Regions from separate parts of the Homo sapiens genome. Here region 2 is linked to region 1. A link is an interaction called in ENCODE POLR2A ChIA-PET data of the cell type or tissue named here. Cell type or tissue: OCI-LY7. All regions are shown on one strand. Links, peaks and the distances in the headings refer to the core of each region. The heading gives the core; the rest is flanking DNA.

The links. ChIA-PET counts read pairs that join two places held together with the same protein. Peaks named below come from ENCODE experiments on the same cell type or tissue, not always from the same donor. Only the 100,000 strongest peaks of a DNase experiment are listed, where the experiment ranks them.
Region 2: POLR2A ChIA-PET joins it to region 1 with 11 read pairs; 5 of 35 experiments call an interaction of 5 or more read pairs at or near these places.

Annotation. Positions count from the first base shown.
Region 1 is chr5:124,918,216-124,926,558 of GRCh38, reverse strand. No RefSeq gene overlaps it. Among named protein-coding and RNA genes, the nearest start is that of ZNF608, 180 kb to the right of the region's middle. RefSeq lists enhancers at 3,269-3,378, 5,054-5,143. In OCI-LY7, for the core only: CTCF peaks have their summits at 4,849 and 5,051; DNase peaks (open chromatin) are centred at 3,278, 5,078 and 6,148; H3K4me3 peaks cover 3,062 bases; H3K27ac peaks cover 4,830 bases.
Region 2 is chr5:124,982,051-124,990,393 of GRCh38, reverse strand. LOC105379158 (a long non-coding RNA gene) reads left to right here. Exons shown (of 7, transcript XR_001742529.2): 5 at 858-1,046; 6 at 1,391-1,619; 7 at 2,737-2,824. Among named protein-coding and RNA genes, the nearest start is that of ZNF608, 240 kb to the right of the region's middle. In OCI-LY7, for the core only: no CTCF peak of the experiment used is centred there; a DNase peak (open chromatin) is centred at 6,413; H3K27ac peaks cover 1,178 bases.

The DNA of each region.
Region 1 (8,343 bases), core at 226-8,225:
AGAACCACTTGAGCCCGGGAGGCAGAGGTTGCAGTGAGCCGAGATTGCACTACCGCACTCCAGCCTGGGCAACAGAGCCAGATTCCCTCTCAAAAGAAAAAAGAAAAGAAGCATTACCAGAACAAAAGTCTCCCTTGCATCCCTTCCAGGCATCATAGATCATTTGGATCTGTTTTGGAACTTTATACGAGTGGAATCACAAAGTATATACTCTTTAGTGTCTGCCTTCTTTGTTCATTATTATGTTTGCGAGATTCACCTATGTTGATGCTGTAGTTGTAGTTCAATCATCCTCTTGCTGTATATTATTTCATTGAATGAATATACAGTTTATTTACTCATTTATGGACATTTGATTGTTTCTAGTTGTTGGCTATTAAAAATAGTGCTGCTATGATCATTACTGTACCAAAAATTTGCCCATCAGAACTCTGTTTTGAACTACGATAAACTCATATATTCAAGAAAAAAATTAACACTTTTGCAATACTCAGTCCACCTGTACATCAACAATTATGTATCTGCATGAAATCTTTTACATTTTTACACCTCTCAGAATATACTGTAAGTATTCATACATGTCTATCACGTTTTTTGTTAAAGCTATTCATTGGTATATAAAGTTTCTGTTGACACCAAGTTTCATACTACTAAAAAAGTGATTATTACTAGTATATAGCACTGCTATTTAATACATATTTTCCTTTATTCTAGACACTTCTAAATTACTCTAAATTCTAAAGGAAATGCTTCTAATGTTTCATCATTCTATAATTTAAGTGCTCTCTTCTACTTTGCTGCAGGATCACCATTGTCTTCATAACTCTTTCTCTAACCTGAGAATATCACTGTGGGTCATGTAAACTTGACATGCATTTGTTAGCCTACTTTTGTAACTCTCTTTCTTCCAGTAGCTTCTGACCTCACTTCTTTTCAGTTCCTTTTGCAAGTTTCTTATCCAATCTTTTAATGTGAGAATGTCCCAAGGATAAGTCCTTGGACTTCTTTTAGCTTCATTCCCTAGTGGGCTTACCTAGGCATGTGACCTTAAATACCATGTATATGCTAACGACCAAAAATGTAAATACGAGGTCTGTACCTCTCCCCAGAACTCCAGCCTCTCATATCCACTTATCTATCTGTTATCACCACTTTGATGTCTAAAGGCATCTCAAACTCAACATATCCATAACTAAATCTTCCTTCCAAATCCCATTCAACCAGCAGTCTATCTTATCTCCATTAAGGGCCACTCCATTCTTACAGTAGCTGAAGCCAAATCTTCTTTCTCTCATATTCTATAAATGCAATCTATCAGAAAAGCAAGTAAGCCTCACTGTATACCCAGAATCTGACTACTTCTTAACTCCTCTGAGGCATCAACCTGTTGGGAGTTTCCTTGTCTCACTTGGATCACCGCAGAGACTCCAAAATAACTTCCTTCTTCCATTCACACATCCTTTCCTCAAGAAAGTAAAAACTTAAACAGGACTGAATTAATTCTCTGTTCAAATCCTTCCTACACTCCCATGGACCTCCTCCTCCCATCATTTCACAAGCCCCATCTCCTACTGCACTTTCCTTTGCTCATTCCACATCAGCCAAGTTGACCTCCTCACTGTTCCTTAAGCCAACCAGCCATGCTCCTGCCTCAGGGCCTTTGCACTGGCTGTTCCTTCCACTCTGGCCTCTCTCCTTTGAGATGTTTTCATGGGTTACTCTATTACTTCTTTCATGTCTTTGCTGAAATATCACACTCTTAGTTAGGCCATCCCTAACCTCTGTGTTTCGAACTTCACACCACCTTCCACCTTCAGTACCCCTCTTGCCCACCTTTCTCATTTCTTTTATTCTATACCCCTTTTCACTTTTTGATATGTGATATAAATTATTCATTGATATTTATTATCTGCCTCTCCTCATTTCCACTCCAGTGGAATGTTCAGCTTCAAGGGGGCAGGGACTTTTGTCTGTTTCGTTCACTGTTGTATCTCAGTTTTAGAACAGTATGTGGCAAACAGTAGTCACTCAGTGAATATCTGCTGAATCAATGAATGAATCAATCAATAAATACTATTATAAGGCCAGGTGCAGTGGCTCACACCTGTAATATCAGCACTTCGCGAGGTCAAGGTGAGAGTATTGTTTGAAGCTAGGGGTTTAAGGCCAGCCTAGGCAACAATGCAAGATCCTGACTCTACAAAAGTAAAAATAAAAATTAGCTGGGCACAGTGGCACATGCCTATAGTCATAGCTACTCAGGAGGCTGAGGGGCTGAGACAGGAGAATCACTTGAGCCCTGGAGTTCGAGGCTGCAGTGAGCAAGACCCCAACTCTAAAAAAAATAATAATAATTTAAAAAAATTCTTTAGAAATACTATTATAAGCCTTTTATTTAGGGTTAGGAAGTAATCTCCAGAAGAAGAACTAAAAAATAAAAAGGTCTTTGCTGCTAGTAATAGGCCTGAGTGTGGAGGAGGGTACTTTTCTTTATAAAGTACTTTCTTATACTACTTGATGGTTTTTATCATGTGCATGTATTACTGTGATAAAATTTCAAAAAACTTTTGAATATGCCCCTGTGCCTGGAAAAATCATAGGATAACAATGCAGGAAGCCTAGCCAACAACAATTTGCTTTATAGTAAATTGCTCTAAATCTGTTTTGAGAGCAAACTATTGAATCTGCTAATGGTACATACAGATGGTGCAAAACAATAAACTTCTTTTGGGTGTTGGGTGTAATTTTAAAGAGTATCTTTTATCATGCTTTAAAGCAACTTCAATCTATTTATATGATCAAGCTTCATATTATTATGTTAAGTTCCAAATATTTCACAATGGGTATAAAATGCACAGGGATGTCATTATTCAAGACTTTATATAAAACATGATTTATTGATTCTCTAAATGTGGGTGGAGAAATAATGGAAATAATTTTTCATATGCTGATAACTGACATATGTGAATGCTTGCTAATTTGAGGGAGGTAGGAAGGAAAGGATGGAAGTAACAAAAATAATTTTGTCTAAGGTTGCAAGTGACATAAATTCAAACAATTGCTTTTTCAGTCTTCTGGCTTGCTCTATTCAATGTTTGCTGAGCTTTAGAGAAGGCTGAATCCCACCATGGCAAACTGCCATCTTTGTCAGAAGCAAAGAGCTGTTTACATTCAAGGCACATAATAAGTGCAATGTGAAGTGAAAAACAGTGTGAGTTCTATTATGGCTGATTAGCCCATTGTACACTGTTACAACTAACATCTTCCTTGTGCTAAAAATAGTGTGAAGTCACGGGACCTCAAGCAGCATGATCCATCAGTACTGTACTCTTTCACAAGATTGCCAACAAAAGCTGCCTCTAACTCCCCAGAAAACTAAAAGGGCCACTTATTCACTTCAGTTGTCCTCCAAAATATGTAGTTTATCTGAGCTGTTAGGAAACCTGTCAGAAAATGAGGTGCAGGGAATTGACAGTGTCCAAAAAATAGATTTGTCTTCTCTGCTGTTTCCTTTTGAAAACTAGATCCTTAATACAAGCATCATAAAAGTCAGCTGGTTGCTGTTAAACTTGCATTGTTAGCTGCTTCTTAATCACAGTAGTGGTGGAATTAGTGCATATTTTGATGCATTGGCTACCAGTAGCCCAAACAAATAAATAAATCTCCCTGAAGTGACAGAAACAGGAGGCAGTGGTTTGAATAAACTCTGAGTCCTAGGTCATTTCATCACCAAGTCAATAGCCCTTCTCGTTGAAGGGGGGAAAACAAACTGCTTTCTATTCTATTGAAAGCCTGGAAGAATTTGCACCACAGTAATCCTAAATCCAGAGGCAATCTATTAAGAACTCAGCATTACCAATCCTGAGACTCAACTGATAAGCACATTCTTTTCCCCCCTTCCACATTAATCCTCTTAAAGACTGTGCTAAGTAATGAAAAGGTGCGATGAAAGAGGCCCCCCTTTTTTATTACAACCATATAAACTGCTTGTGTAAATGTTTCATTAACAAACTGCTGGACTCATATTTAATTTCCTTGGCCTTCCTCCCCGTTCCTCCCGGTACGGTGCTCCTGGGTATGGCATGACTAAATGTGTGATTTACACGTTTCAGAGAAACATTCCCACACTTGAATGCTGTAGCATGACAAAGGAAAGGGAGGGGCTGAGAGAGAGGTGTTGAACCTATTGTAGACATTTTAATTTACAATTCTCTTTTTATGGGCTTTAAAAAGATGAATGACTTGCACTCACTTATCAGTTTATGTTTCATTTCTCAGTTCTTTCTAATAAGTACTGGTCTGCATGTAAGTGCCTTTGGCTCACTCATTTGAGGCTGACCCTTTTGAAGACATAGATATTCTAACATACTAAGAAGAAAAGGAAGATGAATTCCAATGTATATCCAGTGTGCAAAGAACTCTTCTGTGAACAACATAAAGGCCAAAATACATGGCTTACCTTTACTTTGAATATGTCAAATGATGCGGGATGTTTTGTGGAAATATACATCCTGTGTTTTTCCCCGAGGTCATCTAGTTACAATCTGATGTTTTGTTGCTTTAGCTAATCTGGTAAATCCTAACAATGCTTTCATTATCTATTTTAATGGTGGCATCTTAGTATAAAATTAACTTTCCTTTCAGACAAGCAAGATATGCCTGTGGCACCTACTGAATTCGTCAATATCCAGTCACAGGATGTATGAATGTAACTTGAAGATACAGAATCAGTCACTTACAAGAGTAGTTTAAGTTAAATCATGATACAGGAAAAACAGGTTATCACATCCAGACGAGTGCCACTGGGCCAAATTCTTAGAAAATGCATTTACCTTGTATTTGAAGAGATTCCAAACTTTGAAAAATTAATACATCAGTAAACCAAATAGAAATGTAGCCTCTTTATAATACAAGCGTCTTTCCCTGGGTGTCATTCATGTAATTTCAGTTTACTGTGAGCACTCCGGCTGCAGCTGGGGTCACTTGGTCTGGGGAAGAACCGTATCTGGGTCAGTGTATGTAGTTTTGTCTCTAGCGGCGACTATGGTCTCGTTTCAAAGTGAATACATTCATCTGGATCAACAATGCCCTGGGGAATAAACGCTTAAATGTATTCAACCTTAGGAAGAGCTGAAAACATCAATACCTTCATAAAGCCACTTTGATTTGTATTGACTATGGTTGTGCTGCTAATTCATATACATCATTGTTTACTTCACAGAGCTTTTAACATGACTTTTGATTTATAGAAAAAAGTGATTCAATTTCTACCAAGAAGTGGTGAGCTCAGACCTCCCCCAGATTCTTACTTTCTCTCTGATGTGACAAAATTGAAAGAGGAACTATCTTGTCACAGCATAAATAAATTGCTGTCAAACAGCTTATGTGCACTTTTCTTTTAACTTTCATGGTCACAGGTAATAGCAAAGTAGAACGTCCAGATTAAGGGGAATCAATTATCTAAGCATGTTATTAATGTGTTCACAGCAAAAACCATTGATTAACACTGGAGCAAAGACTGTGAGCTAGATGCACTTTCTACTTAGAAGATCTGTGTTAGGCAAAGAAGAAAATTCAACGTACACAGCCATATTCTGCCATTTGTTTAGTGACAAGCCCTAAAAGGTTTTGTTTACAGAAACCACTTGGGCAGACTGCAAAGCTCCACAAATAATGGAACCTGCCTTTAGTAAGAGTTTTAGTTTTGTTTATTTGTTTGATGCTATGTCAAATGGAGAGGAAAAATTCTTTTCTAGCAGCTTATTTATTTCTAAGCCATGAAAATAAATGGCTTTAAAACAAGCTAAATGGACTGAAGTGACTAGAACTGGATTTTGTGGTTTATTGATTAGTTCCCAAACTTATATGAGAATTGAAATATCTTGGATTTTCATGTGTTGAAGTCTTATCCAGAAGTGCAGTAGAGCAAAGATGTTCATTTTGTCAAGAAAAATGTTCGTTGCTCAAGAAGTTGCAGGAAAATAATATTTAAGCAGACACAGAATTGAGAATATAAGAAGACAAAATGAGAATATGATAGCTGGTGTCACTTCTTGGCTATGCATAGACCTGAAAGCACAACATATCTATGGCCCAAGAAAAATTCACAGTTCTGATGCAGACAAACTTAGAAAGCCTCGAGACAGCCCAGACTCGTCAGCATCTCACAGTTAATTAAAGAAGTGAGTGAAGGCATCAAGGCTTGCTCCCTTCTGCCTGAATAATTCACTGCCTGTATCCATTATTAAAACCCGTTACTTCACCACAATGATTCCCAGCTCGAGATGGATTGGTCTCAAAACCGGGAGATAAATTGTAACAAGGCCTACAGCTATATTAATAAATTGAAATGAACATTTATTTGCTCATCTAATTAGAACTGTAGTTTTTCCAAATAGTGTAGTAATGCATTACCTTGACAGGCAGCACTACCTACCTTGTGTGAGATAAAATGAACAGGAGGGCTTTGCCCCAGATTTGGGGTTTCTCTGCATAAAAAGTTCTTTGGTCGCTGCTGTTCCTTTTAAACCATTCATTCTGCCACTATGCTCTGCTGATTCTATCTCTCCAGGATTGATGGGAGCTTAGCTTTTGAGGTACTTCATCAGAGGGCTGCAAAGAAATGTGCATATAGAACATGCATTCTTCTTTTGTCCTGTCTCTTTTTAAAGTGTTGCAGAGGAAAAAAAAAAAAAAAGAATTTAAAGATTTTCTTCACCCCCTCCCCATCTCCATTTCCCTTCATCAGGATTACAAAGCCTTATAGCTCAGAGGTTCAAAGGACTTGTGCTTGGGGTCTGGGAGACATAGGTCTGATTCCTGACTCAGTCACTAACTTTATACAGCCTCAGTTGCTCCCTCTGCAAAATGAAAATAATAATTCCGTTTGTGCAGGGTCCATAGGAAGTTTAGAAAAGATATCTGTAAAGTAAGAAACTCAGAGTGGGTTTTTCATCAATGATAAGTGTCATTATTATTCAGCAATTCTTGCTCTTCTGTTTGCAAATTAGATCTTTAAAATCATTTTACCACATTAGCATGGAGGGTCTTTATAATAACACAACCAGCTCTCAATTTCTTAAGGACTCAAATGAATAATGTATTCTATGGACATAAAACTTTTTGATTATGAATTATTTCCACAGCAAAAGTGCTGTCTTCCCCACTGCTAGATTATAAAATCTCAGACAGTAGGTTTTCTGTCTTTTCCCTTCCTCCAGTAGACCTACAACATAGTAGATGCCAGTAACTGTTTTTCTACCAGAATGAGAAGTGTGGCTATTATGTAACCTCTCGTGAAATAAACACTTCTCTGTTGTGCCCTATGAGGCTCTAAAGCATACAGAGGCTAGGTAAGTTGGGCCTTCTTGATTTTATACAGCAGATTCAAATTCATGCTTCTTCAGATTCCAGCCACATGCTCTCATAAGAGGAATATACTTCCTTTCATAAAATTAGCAGAAATGGTATTTACCACTCACTCATTTCAAATTTGAACTCTGGTTTTTGGGTACTTCTCCTTTGATAAAATAAGAATTTTTTGAAAAAAAGTTTCTGGGTTGTCAAAATGAATATCAGGTCCCTTATATGCTCTTTACTTTACAGATAAAGGAATTACTGATGTTTTCTTCCTTGGCAGGTTCCGGCCAAGGCTGCACCATTATAAGGAATAGTATTAGATTTGGCTTAAGAGAAAAAGCACTTCTTGTTTTTCTCCATGTGTTCCAAAACTGATGAGTAGGACGCATTTCACTAAGCCCAAATTCTTTCTGCAAGTAAAATTTAGAAGAAAGGAAAATAATTTGTGAGATATTAAATGCATTACTAAGAGATAGCATGGTGCCCTTTTGCAATGGCTGTGCTTCCAGGACAACAGTATCAATTGAACAAATCAGTCTCAAGTCATAATGTTATCTAAGCACATATGCAAATACAGTGTTTTGTCCTACAGCAGACTCTTAGTCAATAACAAGCAAAAAGAAGCAGGATTCAAAGTAGTCCCTACTTCAGTAATTCCTTACGCTATTTACTCCCTGCACAATAACAGTATTTAAAGACAATATACATTGCAGCACAGTTGTTTTTATAGATTTTCATTAATTTTTTTCTATTGAAAACTAGAGCAAATCTAAGATTAAAAGTCTAGGCCAGGCACAGTGGTTCACGCCTGTAATCCCACCACTTCGGGAGTGGGAGGCAGGTGAATCACTTGACGTCAGGGGTCTGAGACCAGCCTGGCCAACATGGTGAAACCCCATCTCTACTAAAAATACAAAAATTAGCCGAGCATGGTGGCGGGCACCTGTAGTCCCAGCTATTCAGGAGGCTGAGGCGCGAGAATTG
Region 2 (8,343 bases), core at 196-8,195, 64 kb before region 1:
GGTCTTGCTCTATTGCCCTAGCTGGTCTGGAACTCCTAGGCTCAAGCAATCCTCCCTCTTTGGCCTCCCAAAATGCTGGGATTACAGGCGTGAACCACCATGCCTGGGCAGAAATGGAGGATTGGGTCTTAGATATCTCTGCATCCCTTATGGAAACTAGCTAAATGTTAATACTGTAAGTGTTCAAGAAATAATGGTTAAATGGATCATCCATAAATGGGAATATATTTTTTCAGCTTGCTTTAGTTAGAAATGGCATTAAAACAGTACATATGTGTAAATATAAGATATACAGTTAAAATTTTTGAATATGCTAGTGATTAAACAATGATGTAACACAGAAATCATTAGCTACCTGTTTTACAAATTCACAGTCCCGTGCCCCCACCATCTATTACTTTATTAAGAGATAAATAAATCCATGGGCCAACTGCACTTTTTAAAATGGCTTTGACTTTGTTGTATCTCTGAAATACAATTTAGAAGCAAATTTGTAACACTGTAGACAACATCTGGGGGGAAAAAGACTTTATCATATGTCTGATCATTTAAAATCCAAACATCAGCATAAGGAATCTGTTAATGAGATGTCAAAGCCTGTATATCTGCTTATGGGTGTCTCACGTTTGCCAAAATAAAACAAAATCTAATAATAGAAAAACTTTATGTAATGCATTACTGTTTATAAAGCATTTCCCTAAGTTTCTCAAACTAAGGTACTTGTTCTTCATAGCAGAAATCAAAACATAAACATGGTTAAGTGTCAAGTTGTGTGAAATATTTTTATATGAAAACAAATGGATCTTTGATGGATAAAAAAGGCAAAATATGTATTCTCCTTTTTTTGGCTCCTGTAGATTCATTTTTAATATACAAAAGAGAAGACCTCAATGAAATTGTTCTCTAATATGTTCTTTGGGTTTCTCCCAATCCCTCGCCTATCACGAAAGATCATGGTGAAAACATCTGAGAAAAACTACTATATATTATCCCCTTTTGTCTTCTGGAGAGCTCTATGATGTAATTGTGTTCATGCCAATTTACAGGTAAGTAAAGAAGCACTGAGAAGTTAACTTCCATCATTGTGGAGAGAAAAAGTTTTAAAGAACATTCTTATTTCCGGGAAGAATCTCCTTTTACCCCCTGCAAACTCAACTATTTATAACACATTATCAATATCCTATGTGAGATTTAAGAGTGTTCTGGAAAAAATGTATGTGAACAAGGATTGCTGTATATCAAGTGTATAAAATAGGGATAGAATTATATTCATTCTCAACCTACTTTCTCTTAACCAACTTTCCTATTAATCAATGTTCTTTCTTCTCCCTATAAAACGTTACATATTTGCTTTCTGTAAAGTATAATGAAAATCCATGGTGGTTTTCAGAGTGATCCCTGGGCCAGCAGCATCAGCATCATCTGAAAACTTGTGAGAAATGCAAATTCTCAGGCCCCACTCCAGATCTATTGAACCTAAAACTCTGGGGATGAAGCTAAGAAATCCAGATGCCAACATTTGAGAATCACTTATCTGGAAAGATTCTACTTGCACATTGTCTATACACTCTCACCTCACTTGAAAGAAACAAAAACTGCAAACTATAGACCATTAATTTGTAAGTATGTGCAAGAAAAACTATGCTGTATTTCTCAATAGGTTGAATAGCCCTTATCCCTTCATAAAAAGATTGATGGATGGATGTGTAATGTATATATATATCATTTTTCACGTTTTCCTACCTTGGCAATATTTTTGACTAACTGACCACTGCCAGGGCTCTCCCTAGATAAAAGTAGACAATAGAGAGGCGATAGATGGTAGGTAGATCAATAGGCAGGTAGGTAGATAGATAGATTGATAGAACTGTGTGTGTGTGTGTGTGTGTGTGTGTGTGTGTGTGAAGTAAGGGTATGAGCACACCTCTGAAAAATCCCTTAAGATGCACAGAGAGGGCATTCACTTTTTAAAATGTCTATATTTGAGGTATATCTTGGGAAATGAAATAAAGAAATGTGATGTTGAGAACTAAGAAAAAACAACCTGCCAATTTGGGGGCCTCAGGGTACAGAGGAGCTGGGAGAGCTGCCCCATGAGGTACTAGAAAGAGGCAGAACTCCCACCTGCCCGAAGAGATAGCCCCTATGCCTTGCCCCTTAGGCCACCTCCTGGCTATTTCTACTTGGAATCAGGACTATACCTAGTTGACTGAAGACAAGCTTTGAGCAGACTAGTCTAGATGACAACTTGTATTAGTCCATTCTCATGCTGCTATAAAGAGCAGCCTGAGACTGGGTAATTTATAAGGGAAAGAGGTTTAATTGACTCACAGTTTCACATAGCTGGAGAGGCCTCAGGAAACTGACAATCATAGTGCAAGGGAAAGTAGGCACATCCTTCTTCACATAGCGGCAGGTGAGACAGAAGTTCCGAGCAAAGGGGGAAAGCCCCTCATAAGACCATCAGATCTCGTGAGAATTCACTCAGTATCATAAGAACAGCATGGGGGTAACCACCCCCATGATCCAATCACCTCCCACCAGGTCCCTCCCATGACACATAGGGATTATGGGAACTACAATTCAAGATGAGATTTGGGTAGGGACACAACCAAACCATATCACAACTGCTCCATGGACACTTCCATCTGAGGGTACTTTAGAGACTGTCCTTGCTGGCTTCGCCCAGGCGTGCCAAGCATGTGGGTGGGATTTTTTTCCCTTGTCAATGCCTAGTGAGATGCCACCACAACTCGTGTGAATCCCCTGGAGACCCTCCATCACCATCACCATCCCTTCTCTATGTCTGCAAGAAAAACAAAAGGAGATGTGAGTAGTAGTGCCCCTCAAGGAATCACAAGCCTCTCTGTGTGTGTCTCTTCTCTCCCTCTCATCTCATCTTTACCTGTCTTAGGGATCAAGAACCCCTGCTATAGAGACAAGCTAAAATCTTTTACTGTTGGACTGAAATCCTCTTCTACAACAAATGGATATGCAACTTAGTAATTCAGAATTCAGTATGTTCTCCACAACACACTTATATTTTAAAATATAGTGAAGTCAACAGAACAAATGAAAAACAAGAGTTTTCTTCAAGTGAATGTAGACTCACTCTCTCCAAAACTAAATCTGAAGCTTTGTGTTAAGCGTTATGGGGGAGGGAGTAGGGCAGGTTGGAGAGGGGAAGTAATGGTATTTATTACCAAATGGGTACTATTTAAAGCTCTCTGCCTTTGGGCTTTTTTTTTTTTTTTTAATCTTAAATACATTCCCTTCAAAAGAACTGTAAGTGATTACACATTATTGCTTCAAAGATACCCTAATATTATTTAGTAGTTGGTTTTAGAAAAAAGCAAAAGGAAACTGTTTCTGCTAGTACTGAGTGATAGTTCAACACTATTTAACTGGGGTTTAGGGAACAAAGCCTTCTAATTACCCAGGTGTCAATCTAGTCCTCTCACATCTGGCTTCCTGTGTTACTTTCCCTCCCTTCCCTAGCAATGTAAGAAGCAGAAAAATACTTTGAGTATGAGTCTGAGGTATGAAATTTATGCCCCGCAGGATACAGTTTGGTTTAAATTGCGTAATTGATCACAGATCTAGAATTTGGCAATGTTCCTCTTTGCAGACTAGTTGCACAGGTACACAGTGGTGGGAAGGGAACAATAATTATCACCTTGCTGGTTTTGACTTACCTTTGCCCGCAAATGGATATAAAGCTGCATTTCTTGGCAGAAAATAGCCACACAGAGGAAATGAACTACAAGGGTTATGACTGGAAAGAAGACACGAAAGGGTCGAAAAAGGAAAATGTAAGTTTTATTGGAAAAATCATATGCTGCACTTCTTATCAAATCTTGAGATTCAATATCCAAAAGAACTGAAAGCAAGAACCCAAACTGATACTTGTACACCCATGTTCATAGCAGCACTATTATAATAGCCAAATGATAGGAGCAAACCAAATGTCCACCAACAGATGAATGGATAAACAAAATGCAGTATATACATGTAATGGAATATTATTCAGCCTTAAAAAAGGAAGGAAATTCTGATACATGCTGCAAACGGGATGAAGCCTGAAAACATTATTGTTACGCTAAGTAAATAAGCCAGCCACAACAGAATCAACATTGTATGATTCCACTTATATATCTAGAATAGTCAAGTTCACAGAGACAAGAAGTGGAATCGTGATTACCAGAGGCTGGGAGGAAAGAATGGGGAGGTATTGTTTAATGGGTAGTGTTATGATTTGAGATTTTAAAAAAGCTCTGGAAATAACAGTGATACTTGCACATGTAGGAGAGAAAAAAAATATCCTTTGTCTCTATCCTTTTAGGTTATCTGACTGGGACCCTGTAAATTAGACTAACGAAAGACAGATTAACAAGAAAAAATATGTAAAAATTTATTTAATGTAAGTTTTATGTGGCCAAGGAAACTTTATAAGGAAATGAAGACAAAGCAACAGTTAAGCCTGTGCATTTTTCTACTAGATTTGAGGAAGAGTAAAAAGTCATGGAAAAATGTAATAGGACAAAGGCTATGAGCTAAGGGTAGTAATCTGGGGAAAACAACAAGCCCTGTTCATTCAGATTCCTCTCGGCATCCCTCCCTCTTCAGAGGTAGGGATGCTCTTTTCCTCTGAGTATAGCAAGGGCACCTCTTACATGAGGGTCTTGGGATCTGCTTCAAGGGAAAAACAGGAGGTCAGAGAGTCCTTCTAGCACCTATTTCTCAAATTCCTTCAGTTTAAAATACTCAATATGCCAAAGTGCCATATTTTGGGGCAGTGTGTTCTGAACCACATCATACAACATTGTGAATGTTCTTAATGCCACTGAATTGTATACTTAAAAATGGTTACAATGGTAAAGTTTACGTCGTATGTGTTTTATCATGATTTTTTAAAATGAAAAAAAATTATTGAGATTTATGAAGGCCCATTGAATGGGCATCCAGTGAATGTCAAAAGTCTATGACATTACTGTTCCTAAATGGAATAAAAAACCAAAATGAACAACCAAAGAGGTATACACAAGTTTATTTAAGAAATTAGATTGAATCTCATTTTTTAAAAGTAATCTCACAATACAGAATGTTAACTAAAAGTCTGAAACCTGAAAAAGCATTAATCAAATATTGTTGGGGAGGAGAAAAACATCTTTATCTTTTACTCATTTTAGGTTCATTGGCTGGGGCCCCTGGAACAAAAGACAGAAAGAAAGAATCATAGAAATGTGTATGTTTTGCGTGACACTGGAGCCTTCAATAGGAAATGAAGACCCAAAGAAGTGCTTAAAACTGGGTTGCTTTATGCTAGGTTTGATGAAGAGTAGACGGTCATGGGGAAATATGATAGCATAAAATGGGCATGTGCTAATTATAATAAACTAGGAGAAACGACAAGGCTTGTCCATTCAGATTCCTCTCAGCATCCCTGTGTCTTTGGAGATATGGATGCTCCTTTCCTCCAGGTATAAGGAGGGCACCTCTCACATGACCTGCTTTAGGGAAAGTCAGAAAGTCCTTCCAGCATAGGGAATTTCTCAGATTCTTTCAGCTTAAAATATTCAATATGCCAAGGTGCCATATTTTGGGTTAGTGTGCCCTGAACCTAATCAATATTATAGAACAAAGTTATTCTAAACTCACAATAAGTGGAAGGATTGTCACTATCAAATTATATATGAGTACTGGGATGGATATCAAAGTTTAATAAACTAATTTTGTTGATGAATTTTAAAGGAAATGACAAGAAAGCAAGCAAAAATGTAACAAAAAAAGAGTGACAAAAAAAAAAAGAGTATGGCCAGCTCTGCAGAGGAAGGAGAAGAGAGAAGTGAGAGCAGCAGTTGAGTGGTCTGAGATGACAACTGTTGGAAAAGCTAAAAAGAGAGACTTTAATCTGGGATGAAAGTAACTGTGTGCAAAACTTGATGGCAATTCATGAAGTCTCATTCTATGGTGTTCTTTGCTCTCATTATCAGTGAGGAATATTGAGACGGGAGAGTTCCCTTGACCCCCTCATGGGACTTGCAACAGGGGTGTCTCCTTTGCTCGGCCACCGCACTCAAACTCCTTACAGGAGGGGAAGCTTGCAGGTTGGCAGGTGCAGGAGCAAGGAACGAACCTGGTACTGGCCCATGGCAGTGTCTAGGGGTTGCTAGTGACCTCTAGAGCCCCAGAGGGCATGTCTTACAATGATCTTTTAGCATTTGCCATCCACAGATGGCTAAGTGTTAAACCAGGTCAGTGGAGGATCAGGGTGACAGGCTTTTACACCCTGCCCTCTTGGTACCTGGGTTCTTGTCCAGCATCCAGGAAGAATCAGTTCACACAGACTTGAAGGATAATCAATGTGGAGATTTTATTGAGCAGTGGAAGTGGCTCTCAGTAGGATGGGGAGCTGGAAAGGGGATGGAGTAGGAAGATAATCTTCCCCTGGAGTTCAGCTGGAGACAGCCAAACTCCTCTCTGACTGTAGTCTCCAATGTCCAGCTGCCTCTTCTCTTCTCTCCTTTTCTGCCACACCACTGGGCTCCTCTGCCAGTGGAGCTTGGAGTTTTTATGGACACAGGATGTGAGGGTGGCAGCACATAAGGTAATATTTGCGCAGAAAAACAGGGATGTGAAGTTCTCATTTAGGGACGTGGGTCCAGGCTTGGGGGTAGAACACTTGCCAGAAGCCCCACCCTTTTCTACCTAGTATTTCTCTGCCTCCTGTCCATATCAACACCAATTATAATGGGAAAGAACAGTTGAGACAGAGTGTCAGGGAAAATTGGTTTTGGCCAAGAATCTTTGATATGTTCAGTAGAGGATGTGGGACAGAAAGGTATGATCCCTTTCCTCATCCATCATAAGGGTCATGGCCAACACTCCTATAACAAAAGACAGTACATATATACCATGGAATACTACACAGCCATAAGAAAGAAAAAAATCATGTCGTTTGCAACATGGATACAGCTGAAGGCCATTATCCTATGTGAATTAATGAATTAACACAGGAACAGAAAAACAAATACTGTGTGTTCTCACAAGTAGGAGCTAAACATTGAGTACACATGGACACAAAGAAGGGAACAATAGACACTGAGGACTACTAGAAGGAGAAGGGAAGGGGGCGTGGGCTGAAAAACCACCTATTGGGTACTATGCTCACTGCCTGGGTGACAAGACCATCTGTACCCTAAATCTCAGCATCACACAATATACCCATGTAATACATCTGCACATATACCCTCTGAAACAAAAAAAAAGGTGGGGAGTGGGGGAAGCTTAACCAGAAAAAGGCGTAACAGGCTGGGCACAGTGGCTCACACCTGTAATCCCAGCACTTTGGGTGGCCAAGGCGGGCGGATCATGAGGTCAGGAGATCGAGACCACACTGGCTAACACAGTGAAACCCCGTCTCTACTAAAAATACAAAAAAATTAGCCAGGTGTGGTGGCGGGTGCCTGTAGTCCCAGCTACTCGGGAGGTGAGGCAGGAGAATGGCGTGAACCTGGGAGGCGAGGCTTGCAGTGAGCCGAGATCGCGCCACAGCACTCCAGCCTGGGCGACACAGCGAGACTCCAACTCAAAAAAAAAAGGCATAACAAAGTTACTTGATATAATCAAGTTTTACATGACAAAGATTGAGTCTTCATATCTCAAACTTTGAGATATGAGGAGTCAAAGACTGAGGGAAAATTGTCTGTTTTTATGCTTAGATTCAATGAAGAATAGACAGCCACGTAGAAATGTGACTGGACAAAGGGAATGATCTAGTGGTAATAGACTGTAGGGGTGAAAACCCAGCAATCCCTGTCTGTTCCAATTCACCTTGGCCTCTCTGTGTGGCATTCCTTCCTCCTGGCTACAGGGAAGGACTCCTTTGGAATGAGGGTCTTCTTTATGGCTTGCTTTTTGGGGAGAGGAGATCTAGTTTCTATAACCTGCCTTGGGGAAGAGAAATTCTAGACTCTATAACTTGTTTTGGAGGAGAAGGAGAGGGAGAGGACGAGAGAACAGGAGAAGGTCAGAGATTTTGCTTCTGAAGCAGCTTCTAAGGCCTTCTGATCTCCAGTTCAAAGTGCTCAGCAGTGCCAAAGCACCATGTTTTGGGGTGTTGCTTTCTGAGCCCCAACAAGGAGATATGAGAACAGGTACTGGCAAGAGCTGCGGCAGGAAGCTGCCCACACAGGGGCAAAGGTTTGGACAAGTTTTGAAGGGGAGAAATAGACAATTTCTGGCACCTATGCAGAGCAAAACGCAGCAGGATTTGGCAAGAAGAGCCAGGTAGGAAATGTAGAAGGAAAGATAATTGAAAGACAACAGTGAGTCAATGAGTCT